2 separate regions of the Homo sapiens genome follow, and region 2 is linked to region 1. Evidence: read pairs that join two places in POLR2A ChIA-PET (ENCODE). Cell type or tissue: MCF 10A. All regions are shown on one strand. Each heading gives the region's core, and the rest is flanking DNA. Links, peaks and the distances in the headings are about the cores only. Region 1 has its middle 8.2 kb from the start of CD300E. Region 2 has its middle 7.2 kb from the start of CD300C.

What was found. ChIA-PET counts read pairs that join two places held together with the same protein. Peaks named below come from ENCODE experiments on the same cell type or tissue, not always from the same donor. Only the 100,000 strongest peaks of a DNase experiment are listed, where the experiment ranks them.
Region 2: POLR2A ChIA-PET joins it to region 1 with 6 read pairs; 3 of 35 experiments call an interaction of 5 or more read pairs at or near these places.

Annotation. Positions count from the first base shown.
Region 1 is chr17:74,627,255-74,636,563 of GRCh38, forward strand. No RefSeq gene overlaps it. Among named protein-coding and RNA genes, the nearest start is that of CD300E, 8.2 kb to the left of the region's middle. RefSeq lists enhancers at 4,429-4,929, 4,930-5,430, 8,156-8,205. In MCF 10A, for the core only: no CTCF peak of the experiment used is centred there; no DNase peak of the experiment used is centred there.
Region 2 is chr17:74,548,705-74,558,013 of GRCh38, forward strand. It overlaps a transcript of CD300H not described here. Among named protein-coding and RNA genes, the nearest start is that of CD300C, 7.2 kb to the left of the region's middle. RefSeq lists enhancers at 2,109-2,609, 2,610-3,110. In MCF 10A, for the core only: no CTCF peak of the experiment used is centred there; a DNase peak (open chromatin) is centred at 3,587.

The DNA.
Region 1 (9,309 bases), core at 2,570-5,069:
ATTAAGGGGGACTATAGTCTTACAACCGGGTCTGTGTGATTCTGGGGGAATAGGCAGCAAATATGAAGAAGCAGGACAGAGAGCAGGCTGACCTCATGATTAATGCCAAATGTGCTGCAAGCTTGGTTTATTTTCATTTCTCCCCTTCCCTTCTTCCCTGATTAATTTTATAAAATTTATAGGAACAATTCCAAGTTGAGTAGTTGTGACAGAGACCGCAGAGCCCAAAAAACCTAAAATCTGTACTGGCTGGCCCTGGCAAAAGGAGTTTGCCATTCTCTGGCGTTGACGATGGACCCCTCCCCACTTGCAACCAGCAATCGTTCCCACTGGCAATTGGAAGCAGAATCCTGAAAGCAGAGCACTCTTGGGCTAGTCTTCTTGAGGGTAACAGAAGCTACTTTAGGTGGTGTGAGGATTTACCAGGGCAGAGACAACCTAGAGAGTGATCTTAGGCCAGATGGAGGGTCCAGGTAGAGTCTAGCTCAGCCCTGGTGAAGATACAGATGCTCCCGCCTGGCCCCATCTGCCTCATTTGGCAGCCCCACAAGTTGGCACTCTTCTGCTTTCCACTTAGTGCAGCCCCATAGGACCCCAGAAGAAGCAGGTAGCTTTCACCTGAGGACTTCCCCTGGCCCTCTAAGCAGCAGTTCCTACCTGCTCCTCCAGCCACACATGGGATTTCCTACAAGACAACTCCATTCCCTGCCCCTGCTTTAATCCTGCTGTGCCCCATCCCCTCAAAACACCTCCACCCTGACTCCACCGACACCTCAAACTCAGCCTGATGAACATCTAACCCTTCTCTCTCGCTGACCTCCCCAACAACTACTAGAACAACAGCAACGTGCTTCTCTTCCTTGACTCCCCGGACTGCCCCAGCCCAGAACATTCACCTCCTGCTCTTCAGGCTGTCACTAAAGCTGCTGCCCGTGGAACTGCACAGAGCTCAGGAAATTTCCTCCTCCATAGATAAGAGAAGTGAGCAAATTAAAAGATGATTCTTACTAGCTTTAAGGTTACTTCTGATATGATTAGAATAGTAGAGGATTATAAAAGGGAGAAGTTCATAAAGAAAGAGGGCAGCGATGTGCTATATTAATGTATATAGAAAAGATGCTCCTAAATTAATCAATTTATAAAGACAGAGTATATTTCTGCCAAGAATGGGAAAAGTCTTCTGTTTCTCAAGGACATAAGCTGGAGGAGGCTGCACCCTTCAGGAACCTTCTTAGCACTGTCTTAATTATTAAACACATACTCATGCAATTCTAATCCTTTAAACAACCCTGTGAGGTAGAACTTCTATTATCCCCATGTTTCAGAGGAGGAAACTGAGGCACAGAGGGGCCAATCAACCTGCTGAAGGCCTTATGACCCATTAGTGGTGAGCCACTCTATGATGGCGTTCATATGAAGCTAGGATTGGAGGGCCCAGGTTGCCTGGCTCCAGGATCTGTGTCCTTATCTCCCACTACCCAGCTGCTTGTAGTAAATTAATGCAGAAACAAGGCACAAGAGGTCATGATGGTTGCTCTGAGAGAATTAAACAGAGTGATATGGCCAAGAACCACCCAGGACGGTCTGAGAAGCCTCTGAGAAGGTGACGTTCAGAATGAGACTGTGCTGGCATTCAGAAGAGTGCACCAGATGCAAAAGAAGAGGAGGCAAGGCCGGGCATGGTGGCTCCCACCTATAATCCCAGCACTTTGGGAGGCTGAGGCAGGCAGATCACCTGAGGTTAGGGGTTTGAGACCAGCCTGGCCAACATGGTGAAACCCCATCTCTACTAAAAATACAAAATTTAGCCTGGTGGTAGCACACGCCTGTAATCCCAGCTACTAGGGAGGCTGAAGCAGGAGAATTGCTTGAACCTGGGAGGCCAAGGTTGCAGTGAGCCAAGATCACACCACTGTACTCCAGCATGAGCGACAGAGTGAGACTCTGTTGAAGAAGAAGGAGAAGGAGAGGAAGAGGAAGAGGAAGAAGAAGAAGAAGAAGAAGAAGAAGAAGAAGAAGAAGAAGAAGAGGAGGAAGAAGAAGGACGAGGAGAAGAAGAAGTGGTGGGGAGGGGGAGGGGGGAGGGGAGGGGGAGGGGAGGGGAAGAAGGAAGGTAGTAGTAGTCAGGAGAGTGAAATCAGGAGCACCTAGTGATGCAGGAGGAAAACCAGGAGAGTCTGGGCTGTAGACTGAATGCTTATGTCCCCCCAGTTTCATACATTGAAACCCTAATCCCCAAGGTGGCGGTATTTGGAGTTGGGGCCTTTGGGATATGATTAGGCCATAAGGGTGGGGCTCGCATGAATAAAATTAGTGCCCTTATAAGAAGAGACACAAGCCAGGTGCAGTGGTGCAAGCCTGTAGTCTCAGCTACTCAGGAGACTGAGCGGGGAGGATCACTAGAGGCCAGGCGTTTGAGGCTGCAGTGTGCTATGATAGTGCCTGTTAATAATCACCACACTTCAGCCTAGGCAGCATAGTGAAGCCTGTCTCTTAAATTTTTTTTTAATTAAAAAAAATCATAGAATCATAGAAGAGATACAGGAGAGCTTGCTTTCTCTCTCCCTTTCTCTGCCATGTGTAGATAAAGAAAGAAGGCAGCCATCTATAAGCCAGGAAGACAGCCCTTACCAGGAACTGATTCAGCCAGCATCTTGATCTTGAACTTCCAGCCACCAGAACTGGGAGAAATGAATTTCTTTTGTGTGAGCCACCCAATCTGTGGTATCTTTGTTATAGCAGCCTGAGCTGACTGAGATAGTCTGAAAGCAAAGAAAGGAGAAAGAAGGGAGGAAGAAGTGCTCAGCCGAGTCAAGGGCTGCTGAGGTCAAGTAAGATGCAGAAAGAGAAGATGCATTTGGATTTGACTGACAGTAAGGTTGTTGGTTCCCTCGTCAAGGGCATGTCTGTAGAGTGGTGAGCAGAGAAGACAGGTGGGCTTGACTACAGAGTAAATGACAGATGAGGAAACAGAGTCAGAAAATGCAGATGGTGGCCGGGCGCGGTGGCTCATGCCTGGAATCCCAGCACTTTGGGAGGCCAAGTCGGGTGGATCACTTGAGGTCAGGAGTTCGAGACCAACCTGGCCAACATGGCGAAACCCCGTCTCTACTAAAAATACAAAAATTCCCTGGGCGGTAGTGGCGTGTGCCTGTAATCTCAACTACTCAGGAGACTGAGGAGGAGAATCACGCGAGCCTGGGAGGTGGAGGTTTGCAGTGAGCCAAGATCACGCCACTTTACTCCAGTCCAGGTTAGAGAGCGAAACCGTGTATTAGAAAAAAAAAAAGAAAGAAAGAAAGAAAAAAGAAAAGAAGAAAAAAGAAAGTACAGACACTGTTTTATAAGAGGCTCTGAGAAGGAAAGTGGAGAGAGAGGAAACAACAGCTGGAGAGGGCTGGGGACAAAGGGGAGCGTTTGTTTAATCAAAGTCCTCCAGTATGCTGAGAGGTGAGTAGGCAGATCTTCTGGAAAACCTGTCCTGGTTGATGGGCAGATATCTCCAGGACATCATTGTGTGCTCACAGAACTTGAAATCCAAGCACAAAGATGGAGTTAATTACAACAAACTAAAATTACTCGGGTGTGGAAAAAAAAGACAACAACACTGAAAAAACTGAAACAAAATTACCAAAAACATCAAGAGCTTACACAGATCAAAATGAAAAATATTCAAACTAAAAGAAAAATTGGCAAACACCATCAACCTACAATTCTCAAAAGAAGAAATACAGATGGCTGACATTCAGAAGAAAAAGCACTTAATCTCACTGAAAATCAACCACATGGATATACTAAAACAACAAAATTATAAATTTTTCCAGATTAGCCAAGAGGTTTTCTAAGGTAATGCTCAGTAAAGGCAGGCAACAGAGTGGTGGAATCCGTATGCTGTCTATAGGTGATGTAGTGCTCTAATTCTGCAAAGCAATTTAGCAGTAAGTGACAAGAACTCTAAAAATGGGCTTTCTCTTCGCCCAGTAATTCCACTTTTCATATTCTATTCTAAGAAAAAAAAAATGAAAATGTGAACACATAGTAGTAAAAAATTTAAGAGACCGTAATTATCCAACAAAAAGAAACTATCTAACTATTGGGCCGGGCGCAGTGGCTCAAACCTATAATCCCAGCACTTTGGGAGGCCAAAGTGGGTGGACTGCTTGGGACCAGGAGTTCGAGACCAGCCTGGCCAACATGGCAAAACCCTATCTCTACTAAAAATATCAGCCTGGTGTGGTGGCACACACCTGTCATCCCAGCTACTTGGGAGGCTGAGGCAGGAGAATCACTGGAATCCAGGAAATGGAGGTTTTAGTGAGCTGAGATCGTGCCACTGCACTCCAGCCTGGAAGACACAGCGAGACTCTGCCAAAAAATAAAATAAAATAAAATAAAATAAAATAAAATAAAATAAAATAAAATAAAATAAAATAAAAATAAAAAACCCTCTTGAGAGACAATCAAGATAAAGTTCTACAAACTGAAATTACCAGATGAAAAGTTGCATTTTGAAAAATGAGAGAAATAGGTGGGATTTGACTAAAACATTAGAGATGAAGAATAATGTGAGTGAAATCTTTGAGAATGCGATGACCAAGGAGAGAATTTTCCCAGGTCCAGCGTAGCGCTTGAAAAAACACAAGCAAGCTTTAAGAAGCAACTGCCAGAAAAACAGAAACTGAGAGAGATTCTGAAATCCAGGCACTCGTGTGGGGAGATTGCAGAAGTTGGTGGTATGGCTGAAAGAAAATGAGGAAGCTTTGAAATGTGATTCAGTGGCTTCCTGCTGTAAAATCTTCACTGTCTCCTCTTAGCTGTGATCAAATCCAGACCCCAGCATGATTCACACAGCCCTGCAGGACCCAGCCTCCTTCCATCCTCCCGGCTCACACTTTTGCTCCAGCCATTCCAAAGCACAGTATTTCTAATTTCCCAAATAGCAGCTGCTCCCTCGAGCCAGCACGCCTGCATATATGGTGTTTGTCAAAGCCCTTCCAGCCTCCCACCTGCCTTCCTTGATACCTGGAGCCCCTACACATCCTTCAAAATGCCGATAAAGCTTCCCTGCAAAGCCAGCTCTGGCAGAGTCGAGCTGCTGCCTCTGTGCGGCACAGTACCTGGGTTGCATCATTCTGTCTTACGCCCCTCTCCCAGCATTCTTTTCCGGGTGAATCTGCCTTCACTGTTGCTTTGTGTAGGGCACCACAGGTGCGGTGGGTTGAGTTAATGTGCCCAAGCAAAGTCCTGTCTCATATCATTTCTCTGTTTAGTCCTTTCTATCTCATTTCCCATTTCCAATCCCCGGCATCCGTACACTTGTGTGATTGTCAGGTATACATGCTGGCTTCGTAGGAGTGTGTTTAAGTTTACATAACTGGCTGGGCGCAGTGGCTCACAGAGGCTGAGGAGGGAGGATCCCTTGATTCCAGGAGTTCAAGACCAGCCTGGGCAACATAGTGAGACCCGATCTCTACAAAAAAAATTTAAAAATTAGCCACGCATAGTGGCACACGCCCATGTTCCCAGCTACTCAGGAGGCTGAGGCAGAAGGATTGCTCAGGCCCAGGAGTTTGAGGATGGAGTGAGCCATGATTGCACCACTGCGTTTCAGCCTGGGCAAAAAGAATTTATGTAACCAGCTTTATGCCATCGATCTCATTCTGGTTTTAGCTTTTTCACTCAGCACTGGATTTTTTTTTTTTTTTTTTTTTTTTTGACGTTATCTCGTCCTGTGGCCCAGGCTGGAGTGAAATGGTGCGATCTCAGCTCACTGCAGCCTCTGCCTCCCAGATTCAAGCAATTCTGCTGTCTCAGCCTCCCAAGTAGCTGGGACTACAGGTGCACACCACCATGCCCAGTCAATTTTTGTATTTTTAGTAGAGACTAGGTTTCACCATATTAGTCAGGCTGGTCTCAAACTTCTGACCTCAGGTGATCCATCCGCCTCAGCTTCCCAAAGTGCTGGGATTACAGGTGTAAGCCATTATGCCAGGCCTCAGCACTGGGTTTTTAAGCCCCATCCACGTTACCATGGGGCCGTAGAGTTTGTTGACTAGAACTGGAGCTTGTATACTACAGGAGGTGCCGGGTTTACTTGTCGGCCCCTCCCCCATGTTGCACACCTGGGCTGCCCCCAGCTCCCTGCTCCCCAGACAGCACAGCACTGAGCATGCTCTAGCCTGGCCTCTGAGGGCCTGCATGAGAGTTTTTCTGGGCTCTGCCTGCCTCAGCAGGATTGCTGAGTCCCAAGGTAAACACACACTTAGCCTGACAGATTTCTCTCCAAAAAGGCCACGCTTGGCTTGTGAGCGTTCTTTCGTGACCAGAGCCTACAATCACAACCTGTTTCATGAAGCAGAGCAGGCTTTTCGCAAACTGCTCCCGAAGTGCAGTCTCCCTTTGATCCTGGCATGAGTGTGTTGGGTCAGGTGAAAATGCAGTAAGTCCTCGGGCCTTCCTGAGAGTCCCCAGTCTAAACCCTTGAGTCCAGATTAAGGCCAAGCCAGGATCCTCGGTTTGACTCAACAGCAAGAGCTGGAGCCATCTTCCCCACATTCCACTGCGTGGCCAGCAATGACTTCTTGCTGTCAACACAACACTGACGGTTGTGGGGGAGAAGGGGCCCTGAGGACTCCCAGCCACCCCCAATTCAGACTCCAGGCTTCTTCCTGCAATAGCTCCTTTTGAGGACCAGCTGCGCTCTTCACTTAAAGTATTTTGCGGCCGGACGCGGTGGCTCATGCCTGTAATCCCAGCACTTTGGGAGGCCGAGGAGGGTGGATCACCTGAGGTCAGGAGTTCGAGATCACCCCAGCCAACATGATGAAACCCCATCTCTACCAAAAATACAAAAAATTAGCTGGGCGTGATGGCAGAGGCCTGTAGTCCCAGCTACTCAGGAGACTGAGGTGTGAGAATTGCTTGAACTCAGGAGGCAGAGGTTGCAGTGAGTCAAGATCATGCCACTGCACTCCAGCCTGGGCCCAGAGTGAGACTGTGTCTAAGAAAAAAAAAAAAAAAAAGAAGAGATCTTAAACAATATAGGGTCTGGATAGATAGTGCTGTGACAAGCAACCCTAACATCTCAGTAGCTTAACACAATAAAGGTGTATTTCTCAGTCAGATCATAGACAAAGGAAAGTCAGGCAGATCTCTAGGTGGCAACTGGAGGACCTGGGCCCTTCCATCAGCGTCATCACCTTCATGCTGGTTTCTATGGTCACCATGGAGCATGTAAGAAATTGCACAGGTATCTAAGGCCAGGCCCAGAGTTGGGTACCAGACTTCCACCACATCCAGGGGAACCAGACACTGAGGCTGTCTGGTGGGACGTCACAGAAACAATGTGAGCCCTTGTATGCCTGGCCCTTAAAACCATCCCATGCACTTAACGTTTCCACGAAGATGAAGTAGACAGACTTTTCCCTATCCCTCCCACCAAGTAGAACTAAGCCCTGATCTTGGGTATAAAACAAGCATGAGGGCCAGGCATGGTAGCTCACACCTGTAATCCCAGCACTTTGGGAGGCCGAGGCGGGTGGATCACCTGAGGTCAGGAGTTCGAGACCAGCCTGGTCAACATGGCAAAACCCTGTCTCTACTAAAAATACAAAAAATTAGCTGGGTATGCATAGTGGCGGGCACCTGTAATCCCAGCTATTTGGGAGGCTGAGGCAGGAGAATTGCTTGAACCTGGGAGGTGGAGGTTGCAGTGAGCCAAGATCTCACCATTGCATTCCAGCCTGGGTGATGGAGCAAGACTCCATCTCGAAAAATAAAAAATAAAAATAAAACAAGCATGAGAAGGGACTGAAAGGTGGACAGACAGTAGGGTCCACGGAACAATGTAGCAATGAGTTATCTGGGTTTTCTCTTTCCTTTATGTATCCCAGACTTGGAGACAGCCCTGATGGAGAGGCCACCAATGCAGAAACAATAACAGGCACAGAAAAACAACAACAAAAGCTGTCCCTCTCTCTCTAGAAAAAAAAAAAAAAAACAGGGAACGAGCAACCCAGCAATAGAGAAGAACTTAGACAATGACTCCTCTACCCTACAGAACACCCCAGAAAAAATGATGGCCCCACCGCCCAGGCCAGCAAAGGCAGAGTGGGAGCTTAGACATCCACCTCCACCCAGCTGTAACCAGGCACCCAATCCCCCTGCCAGGTGCTGTCAGGGAAGGCTGGGTAGGGAACCTGGACTTCCACCCCCACTCAGCAGTGAGAAGCCCAACTCCCTCCCGCGGGGGTGGCCTCAACCAGGCCACATGGGGAGTAGTGAGAAAGAAAAGGGACTTTTTATCTGAGGAATGCGAGCCCTTTTAAATGGGCAGACTCAGAGAGGCATTCAGATGTGACAGCAGTCACGTCTCACTCCCCACTTGAGCGAAATAATTGTCTCTGGAAGCCACCTGCGATGCAGGCCCTAGACGAACGGACACCACATAGCCATGAACACCGTAAACACCACGCACTGGACGCCATAACTCACACCTGAGCTCAACAATGCACTGCCAGTCACCGACCGATGTGATTTCTGTGAACTAGTAAGAATTCACATCAGACAACTCCAGACTGTCAGCCCCCTCCTTGCTTCCTTTTGCCTTTCAAAACTTGCTTGTAGGCCAGGAGCGGTGGCTTACGCCTGGAATCCCAGCACTTTGGGAGGCTGAGGTGGGTAATAATTTGAGGGCAGGAATTCAATACCAGCCTGCCCATCATGGTGAAACCCTGTCTCTACCAAAAATACAATAATTAGCTGGGCGTGGTGGTGCACACCTGTAATCCCAGCTACTCAGGAGACTGAAGCAGGAGAATCACTTGAATCTGGGAGGCAGAGGTTGCGGTGAGCCGAGTCCACACCACTGTACTCCAGCCTGGGCGATAGAGCAAGATTCTGTCTCCAAAAAAAAAAAAAAAACCTGCTTGTAACAAAAGCCAAGCAGACCACTCCCAAAGGCAACTTGGAAGTGCGTCTCCGACAGCTGTCCTCACTTCAACTGAAATTAACTCTTTAAAATTGTATTTTGTGCCTCAGCTTCTTCCTGTAGGTCTTTTGACCCCTCTTGGCCAGGGGCACATCAATGGAGGCCCAGTAGAAGCCGGAATTCACATCCTCACCCACTGGGGTCCATGAAGCCCCACTTGCAAGCCCGTCTCAACGCTGGGCTACGCCACCCTTCTGTATATTCCCATGGTCCCCTCTACATTTCCACCAGGAAACCAGGTTATTGTACTCACCAATATCCTTGTCTGGATATTGGTGGCTGGGTGCAGTGGCTTACTCCTGTAATCCCAGCACTTTGGG
Region 2 (9,309 bases), core at 2,427-4,926, 79 kb before region 1:
CCCGCAGGGACCAGAAGACACTGGCCAGGATGTGTCTACATAAGGAACGGAATTGTCAGGTTTTGGGGGGAATCCTGGATCCTCTTCTGCAGGGACCCCAGTCCTGAGAGGCCCAGCCTGGGGCTTAGTCCACTATTCTGAGCAAAGGCCTGTGGAGATCAGGGAACAATGGAGTTTTCACCCAGGTCTGACTTAGTGGGCATGATAGGTCCAGAATCTATGTATTGTCATTTCTTAAAGTTCGAAAGCATCATTGAATTGACACACTCAGCAAATGGAAGCAGCCACATATTCTGCACTCCTGGACCCGGGGAGTGTGGGCCATTATGGTGGCAAAGGTGCAGGGGAGTCCTGGACCTGCTCCTCCCTGTGAAAACGTTGAAGGAAGCAATGCCAAGCTCCTGGAGAAATGGAAAGGTGCAGAGAGGGCATCAGGCACTTAGAGGTGTTGGTGACAGCTCGAGGTTCAGCTGGCCAGGGCGTGCACATGAGACATGGAGTCACAGCTCAGGGCGTCTGTGTCCATCAGGTTCACGTGTGATTCATGGATCAGGCACAGGGAAAAGGCTGAAGGAGGCTCACAGAGAATTCCAGGAGATGTGGAGAGAGCAGCCCGGGAGGGAGTGGTCAGGAGGTCATTCCAGTCCCGCAAAGGGGTTCTGTCGCAGTGCAGGGCCTTGATGGACAGTAGATGCTACTGGTTCTCACCCTCTGGCCAACTCTGCCTGCTTCCAGAGCTTCTCTGAGGTCCGTTCACCCAGACGACGGCACCCAGCATGCTCAGGAGCAGGGGCAGCTCCAGGACCAGGAGCAGGACGTAGGGGCTGCTGAACAGGGAGCTGTGGGGACACGGTGATGGCAGTGAGTCATCTCCCCAGGGGAAGCCCAGGTGCCCTCCACCTTCTGCCTGTCTGTGAACCCAGGTCCTGTGGCCACACAAATCCCTGTGAGGACAAACTCTGTATATGACAACTCCTCTAAAGAGATCATTAGACCCTGACCTTCAGCCTGAGAGTCCCTGGAGTCTCAGGACTGCCTATAAGGAAGCACGTGGCCGTGAAAATGGTGCATGAGGACAGGGAGGGATCCAGGTGAGAACCACACCCACAAGATCTCTACATCCCGGGGTTATTCACTGGCGCATGGAATCAGTCATGTAGTTTGATGCCTGTATGGCCATCATTTCCCGAGAAGGTGAGGACTATTCATGTTATTCACAAGTAACTGGTACCTGCCCTCTGGTTGCAAATATCAGCCTGTAAAATTCATGGTTGTTGAAGGAATGGAAGGAATGAATGAATGGCCCAGCTCAGCTCTCAGCTCCTCAGAGGACTGGGCTCATCAAACAGGATGAGACTCGGGCCAGGGCTGCAAGGGAGGCCAGGGGAGAGGGCCGGGGTCACCGGGCACCAAAACATCTGCCCCCTGCCCTGGCCTGGCCGGGTCCCAGGACTCCCTTGCAGGACATTTGCCTCACTCCTCCCTCTGCCTGGACCCCTCTTCCCCCAGACCCCAGAGCGCCCTGCTCCCAAATCCTGCAGGTCTCCACGCTCATGTCCTCTAATCCACAAACCCTCTTCTGATCATTGTCAGTGAAATAGCGACTCCAACACCCACACACATGCTCCCCAAACCCAAGGCACAAATATCTCTTCCCAGCAGTCATCAAACTTCGCTGTATTTGTCTGTCAGCCACTGTGCTGACCTGTTCACTGTGTGAATCCACCTGGTAGAACCCAAACTCCACCAGAGCAGGACTGTGGCTGAGTGGTTCCCTGCTGTGACCCTATCCTGACAGGAGCACCTGGCACTTAGTAGGACCTTCACATTAGGTGTGGGAGGCGTGAGCAAAGAAGGGACCAGAAGAAGAGAGACACAACCATCCCATCTCTCCCCAGCCTACAGGAAAGGCTGCCCAGGTGGCAGTCCTGGGGGCACGAACCTTACCCTGGGTGTGGGCTGGGATCAGGGCTGTCCTGTCTGGTAGAGCTGGGCCAGGTGCACGCTGGGACGTAACGGGAGGACCCGAGGTGCCCGTGGAGCTCTGAGACTGGAGGCCGCTGTCAGGGCTGCAGGGGCATCACAGGTCAGTCTCGGCGACCTCGCCTGAGTCTCCCACTCATCATCACCTGTTCAGCTCTGATTTCCACAGACACGATCACTCAGTACATGCTGGACAGATGCCCTGAGTCCAACACGTTCCACGGCCACACGCAGGCCGGACCAGGGCCCTGGGCCCCTCCCTAGTCTTATCCCCAAGTACTTCATAGCCAGATGAGCACTTTCAGAGGCAAGAGTCAACCTGCTCTCTAGGGGAACGTGAGAGTCTGTGGAAAGAAGACCTGGCTGCAGACCCCATCCCAGCCAAGGAGGGAGGGGTGACATTCACTCTGTGAAGCGTGACCTAGAGTGACTGCGGAGCCAGGGCCCTGGGCATGGCAGTGGCTGGAGTGAACTGGAAGTAAGGACAGGAAGTCAGTGGGGCCCTCCCTGAATGATGGGACCCGAGTCCACTCAACCCCAAATGTCAGCCAGGCTGGTGGCCCCACAAGGCCAGACACTTTCAGGGTGGGGCACACAGAGGAGTCTCCAACAACAGGTGCAAATGTGCTTTTGTGCATGTCAGCACACACACACACGGGTGCACACACACAAACACACCACACAATTGTGCAAGCACACACACACCACACCTGCGCACGCACACACACACACCACAAACACAACTCACACCTGTGCATGCGTGCGCACACACACACCTGTGCATACACACACAGCAAACCCATGCATGCACACACAGACACTGTGTCCTAAGTCACTGCCTGCAACCTCACACACTCCTGTCCCATTTCTCACTTCAGGGACAGAATGACCAGCCCTAGACTCAGACAGGCCTGGTGCTGAGTGAAGGGGGCTCCCCTGGGAACACCGACACCTCCACCTGGAAGACAAGGTCTTGGAAGACAAGATCTTGAAATTCTTGGAGCAATAGTCTATTGACCCCACACAAATATCCACCTGCATCCTCCTCTGTGAGGCTCTCCAGGGTCACTGTGAAGCTGAGGTTTGCAGGATGGTCCCTGATGGACACTCAGCCATTACTCACTCCTGCTGACTCTCCAGCCTTTACAGTCTTGTCACATAGTAGAAAAAGTGGTTGTCTGCACCAGTATTTGTTGAAAGTCCTGTATTCCTCCTCATACTGACACTGCACATTCAGGGATCCCCACTGCGGTGTCTGTCATGGTGCTGGGGCCGCCCACAGCAAAACAGCCTGGAAAATACAAGCCAAAGTCCCAGCTTCTCCTCAGATGGGCCTGGGTCAGGGATGTTCTGGGGTCAGGGCCTCTCGGACCCTGGGGTTGTAGAGGAGACAGTGGCAGGCAGACAGCCCTTGTCCACCCAGGAATCTGAACTGAGGGGTGAGTAGCTCCCTCCCTGCAGAGGTGGGAACGGGGAGGGGGGTTTCCATGGAGACAGGAAGGGCATGGACTGGGAAAACACTGTGCGTGTGCATGCCTGTGTGTGCACGTGCATGCATCTATGATTGTATGTGTGGTTCATCAAGATGGCATTTCGGATTGGATAACTGTGGCAATGACAATCACAGGCACCTCTCCCCCAGGGCCTTCTCTGTCGAGGATGCAGTGGAACATGACTCACCTGCGCTGTGCCCTGGAGCCTGGCACTCAGCTAGTGAGGCAGCTGCTGACAGCTCCTTGATGCTCCTCTGTCCTCCTGCCCTCTCTCCATGTCCCTACTTCCATGTCCAGGGCCCACCCACCTGAGACATTCAGGAGGAACAGAGCTGCCAGTAGCCGAGCAGCCCGATCCCTGGTGGCCTCTTCTCAGATGTCACTTGTCACTGCATCAGGCTCTGGTAGGACAAGGTGGAGTCCCCTCTCCCAGGGTCTGAGCCCCACTTCTGCTTTCTTTCCCTATCTGCTTCCTTGTCCAGCCCTGTCTCAAGTCTGAGGCTGGAGATGGGAGATTGCAGAAAGCTCAGGAGAGAAGCTCCCTGGGCCGGTGCAGGCACGCCTAGACTCAAGGGGCCAGGGACCAGGGGCCAAGGTGCAACCAGGATCTGAAGCTCAATGGGCAGTTCCAACCAGAGCAAGTTTCATCCCTAAAGACAAGTGCCCAGGGCAGGGGGCATCCAGGCAGGAAAGAGGAGGACACATCTGATTCTGGCCCATGGCTTCCGCTATATTGAGAAGCAGCACACACACTGCACGTTGAACTTCTCACTTCTGGGAGAGGAAGAGACACCCAATGTCCCTACTGAACATGTTCACCTAGGCTGGAACTTGGTTTGGTGACAATCTTCAATGCTTCTTATTTGTGAACAAGGGAAGCAGTCTTTGAAGCACTAACTATAACCAATGCCAGACCTAAGTTAGATTATCTATATAACTTGTGAACCAAAGTGTATCTGAGACAAGTCGCAATTAATTTTGGAAGTTTATTTTGCCAAGGTTAAAAGTACATCCATGACAGCCTCAGGAGGTCCTCACAACATGAGGTGGTCAGGGCACAGCTTGGCTTTATACATTTTAAGGATACATAAGACATCAATCAGTATATTAGATTGGTACAAAAGTAATTGCAGTTTTGCCATTACTTTTAATGCACTCCAGCCTGGGCAACATTAGTTTTAATGGCAAAAATCACAATTACTTTTGCACCAACCTAATATGTAAGATGTACGTTGGTTCGGTCTAGAAAGGCAAAACAACTCAAAGTGGGAGGGGGCTTCCAGGTCACAGGTAGATAAGAGACAAACAGTTGCATTTTTTTGAGTTTCTGATTAGCCTTTCCAAGGGAAGCAATCAGATATACATTTATCTCAGAGAGTAAAGGGATGACATTGAGTTACATCTGTCCTTTGTCCGTAAGGAATTTCTTTGTGAACGAATTGTGAGGGAGGTATGTAGCTTTTTTTTTTTAAATCTTAGTAGCTATCTTTTTTAGCAATAGAACGGGAGGCAGGTTTGCTCTAAACAGTTCCCAGCTTGGCTGTTCCCTTTGGCTTGGTGGTTGTGGGGTCTGGAGATTTATTTTCCTTCCACAAACTTCAGGGCTGGTTGGCAGAAGTATTGAACCCATACATTTATACGTATCCTTTTATTATCTGCCCCCTTGCAGACAGTGTCTTGCTTTGCTGCCCAGGCTGGAGTTCAGTGGCACAATCATAGCTCCCTGCAGCCTCAAATTCCTGGACTCAAGCAATCTTCCCACCTCAGCCTCCCAAACCGTTGGGATTATAGGCGTGAGCCACTGCATCCAGCCACAATCTTCTTTTTAGAGCTCAATTAATTATACTTTATTGCTTTTTGTGTACCAAGAAATTGATCTGTGAACTTCCCTCATTTAAAATATACCGCAATTTTGTAACCTTGTTTTTTCATCTCTCTCTCTCTCTCTCTCTCTCTCTCAAAAATAGAAGTGGCCCAGGCCCCTCTGGACCTTAGGGAGGCCCTGAAGGCCAGAGAGGAATAAAGCAGATATGTCTGATTCCAGTCCAAGGAAAGACATTCACTTTGGGCTTTAATCTTTGCTTAATTATTTTTTCCTTTGCAAAAGAGAAAGAGACTCAATTTCCTCAGTGGGTGGCTCTATGATATTGGATGTGCAGCTTGTCGACTCCTTAGGCGTTGTATTCTAAGTTTCTCTATGGCAGGCCTTGAAAACCAAACAATTAATCAACTCCGGGCAATGTCTATGGAGAGGTCACTCTGCATGTGAGAGGGGGACCTCCCCAGCCAGAGTCTTCCTGAGTTTCTGTGTGGATCTTCCTGAATCAGGTCCTTATGTGCAGGCTTGAGAGTTGAAGAAAGAAATTCCCACAGGGTGCGGTGGCTCACGCCTGTAATCCCGGCACTTTGGGAGGCTGAGGCAAGCGGATCACTTGAGGCCAGAAGTTTGAGACCAGCCTGGCCAACACTGTGAAACTCCATCTCTACTAAAAATACAAAAATTAGCTGAGCACAGTGGCTCATGCCTGTAATCCTAGCACTTTGAGAGGCCGAAGCGGGTGGATAACTTGAGGCCAGAAATTCGAGACCAGCCTGGCCAACATGGCAAAACCCTGTCTCTACCAAAAAATACAAAAATTAGCTGGCGTGGTGGCATGCGCCTGTAGTCCCAGATACTCGGGAGGCTGAGGCACAAGAATCGCTTGAACCCGGGTGGCGGAGGTTGCAGTGAGCTGGGATCGAGCCACTGCACTCCAGTCTGGGAGACAGAGCAAGTCTATCTCAAAAAAAAAGAAAAGAAAGAAATCCCCACAGGGTCACATACACACGTACTCAAACCTAAAGCCCAATGTCCACTCTCAAATCACCATTGTCTTTGCACTGGTTCCCTGTTGAAAATTTCAACCTGTCAGCACAGCCAGGGACCAGCACAGACTGCTTTCAGTTTCGAACTGTTTCCTGAAAAGCAAAAGGCACTGGAGGAGTGAGAGGAGAGGGAGAGTGATGGGTGGAAGGACTTCGAAAACAATGACTCCCTGGAGTTTCTCAGTTTGGGTCGCCTTGGCCCCCTCCGCCTAAAGCACCCTTCTCATTCTGTTTCCTGAGTCTGAGGATTCTGCTTTTCCCTTTTGCCATCCCTGGGCCACTCTGTCCTCTTCAGTGTCCTGGTCCAGTGAAGAGACTCTAGGGCATTAGTGCCGGAGAAATGCTGACACGATCACTTATACTGTATGCTTTCGGTCAGATTCTTTACTCTCTCAGAGCTGTTGGCAAGATAGCTGGAAGGAGGAGAGATTAACTCTTTCTTTGGTGGAAAAAAAGATGAATAAACTGTAACCAAAAAAGAAAGTCAAGCAAACTTTCAGAAGTATAATCTCATGTTTTGGTTTTTAAATTCTTTGATGGAAGTGTAACATACAAACAAAATAATACAAATCGTAAATGTCGGCTCAGCAAAATTTGAGGAAATGACTACCCGTGTCTAACAGCCACCCAGATCAGACACCCACGCCCTTGAGGAGTCTCCTTCCATATGGTATTTGGGTGGGCCTCTGTGATCCATAGATATGAGCCACGGGCTATGACTTCCAAGAATAAACCATCAATGGTACTGTGCCTTGCTCTCTCTTGGATCACTATCTCCAGGGAAAGCTGGTGGCTGTGTCTTGAAGACTCACAAGCAGCTCTTTTGAGCAAGGAGCTGAGGCCTCCCACCAGCAGCCACGTGAATGTGCGATGTTGGAAGCAGATCCTCCAGCCCTGGTCCAGTCTTCAGATGACTGCAGCCCCAGCCAACATCTTGACTAGAACTTGATGAAAGAGAGATCCTGAGCCAGCAACACCCAGCTAAGCAACTCCCAGATTCACGGCTCTCAAAATCATGAGATAATGAACATTTGCTGTTTTCAGCCGTGAAGTCATGGGGGAATTTGTTATTTATCAACAGATATCTAATATAGTTGGGCCACACTTGCCCAGAGCCAGTCTCTGCAGCCACATCCAATCCTTATTCATTTATTCACTCAGCAAGTATTTTCTTTAATGCCAACATTTGTCACCACACTCTGTAGCTGGATGCTGGGGCATTCGTGGTGAATGAAGCTGGCCCAAATGCTGCTGTGATATAAAGGGAGATGGATAGAAACCACCCGAAGGAAACACATTAACAGCATTTGGCAAACTGTGGAGAAAATAAACAGGGACCCATAATCAAGACAATTGGGGTGATCCCTGCAAAGGGTGATCAGAGGCATTTCAGAGGAGGCAACATCAGAGGTGAAACCAAAAGGATAAGAAAGAGCCAGAGGTAAGAAGATCTGGGGGAAGGGATTCAGGGGGAGGAACAGCAGGTGTTAAGGCCCTGGGGAGGGATGCACACTGTGGCTAGAACATAAAGACCACATGGGGACAGGGCAACATGATGAAAAGGAAGAACAAACGAGTGGCTGGGTCCCCTCAGACCAAGTAGGCCAAGCAAGGAGAGTGGGTGCTATGGTTTGGCTGTGTCCTCCCTCCAATCTCAAATTACAGCTCTCATAATACCCATGTGCCATGGGAGGGACCTGGTGGGAGGTAAATAAATCATGGTGGCAGGTCTTATGTTGTTCTCATGATAGTGAATAAGTCTCACAAGATCTGATGGTTTTATAAAGAGGCATTCCCCTGCACATGCTCTCTCTCTTGCCTGCCACCGTGTAAGATGTGACATTGCTCCTCCTTTGCCTTCCACCATGATTGTGAGGCCTCCCCAGTCAAGTGGAACTATGAGTCAATTAAACCTCTTTCCTTTATAAATTAGTCTCAGTTATGTCTTTTTTTTGGGGGGGTGGGGACGGAGTCTTGCTCTTGTCACCCAGGCTATAGTGCAGTGGCACAATCTCAGCTCACTGCAATCTCCATCTCCCAGGTTCAAGCAATTCTCCTGCCTCAGCCTCCTGAGTAGCTGGGATTACAGGCACCTGCTACCATGTCTGGCTAATTTTTGTACTTTTAGTAGAGACAGGGTTTTGCCATACTGACCAGGCTGGTCTCGAACTCCTGACCTCAGGTGATCCACCTGCCTCAGCCTCCCAAAGTACTGGGATTACAGTCATGAGCCACTGCGCCCGGCCTCAGGTATGTCTAATACCTTACTTTTGGGAGAGGAAGAGACACCCAGTGTCCCTACTGAACATGTTCACCTAGGCTGGAACTTGGTTTGGTGACAATCTTCAATGCCTTTTACTATCTGTGAACAAGGGAAGCAGCTCTTTGAAGCACTAACTACAATCAGTGCCAGGAAAGGTCTGAGGGAAGGCAGCTGTGGGGATAAGAAACACCCCCTTCCTGCCCCTGCACCCCTTTCTCCTTGTTAGTGCCCATCTCACCTGCTGTAGTCAACTCTTCATCGTAAGGGTCTGGGCCAGAGCTACCACCACCAGCAAGCTTCCTGGCTGACAGGTGGCTTAGGCACAGGAGAAGGGTCTGAACAAGGTACACTTCATCTCTGCCCAGACTTCCAGCTCTCAGAGAGCAAGAAGTTTATGTTTTCAAAAGACAGCATGTTTTTGACGTTGCCTGCAAAGGGTGTTTAAAGGAAATAAGAGAGATGTGAAGAGGGCTGGGTTAGATTGGTCAAGAGAGGAGCCTTTTCCTGGGTAATGACTTCCCAAACACGTGTGACAAATCCACTTAGACATGAGCCAGAGGACATGTTAGAGGAGGCTGGAGGGGAGAGGCAGTTGTAGAGGGTGAGATGAGAGTTTTTAAGCTGAAACTAAACATTGTCCAAGCAGTGGCCTTTTCATATCCACATCCCTCTTTTTCCACATCCCCCATCGCTAAGCCCTGGGAA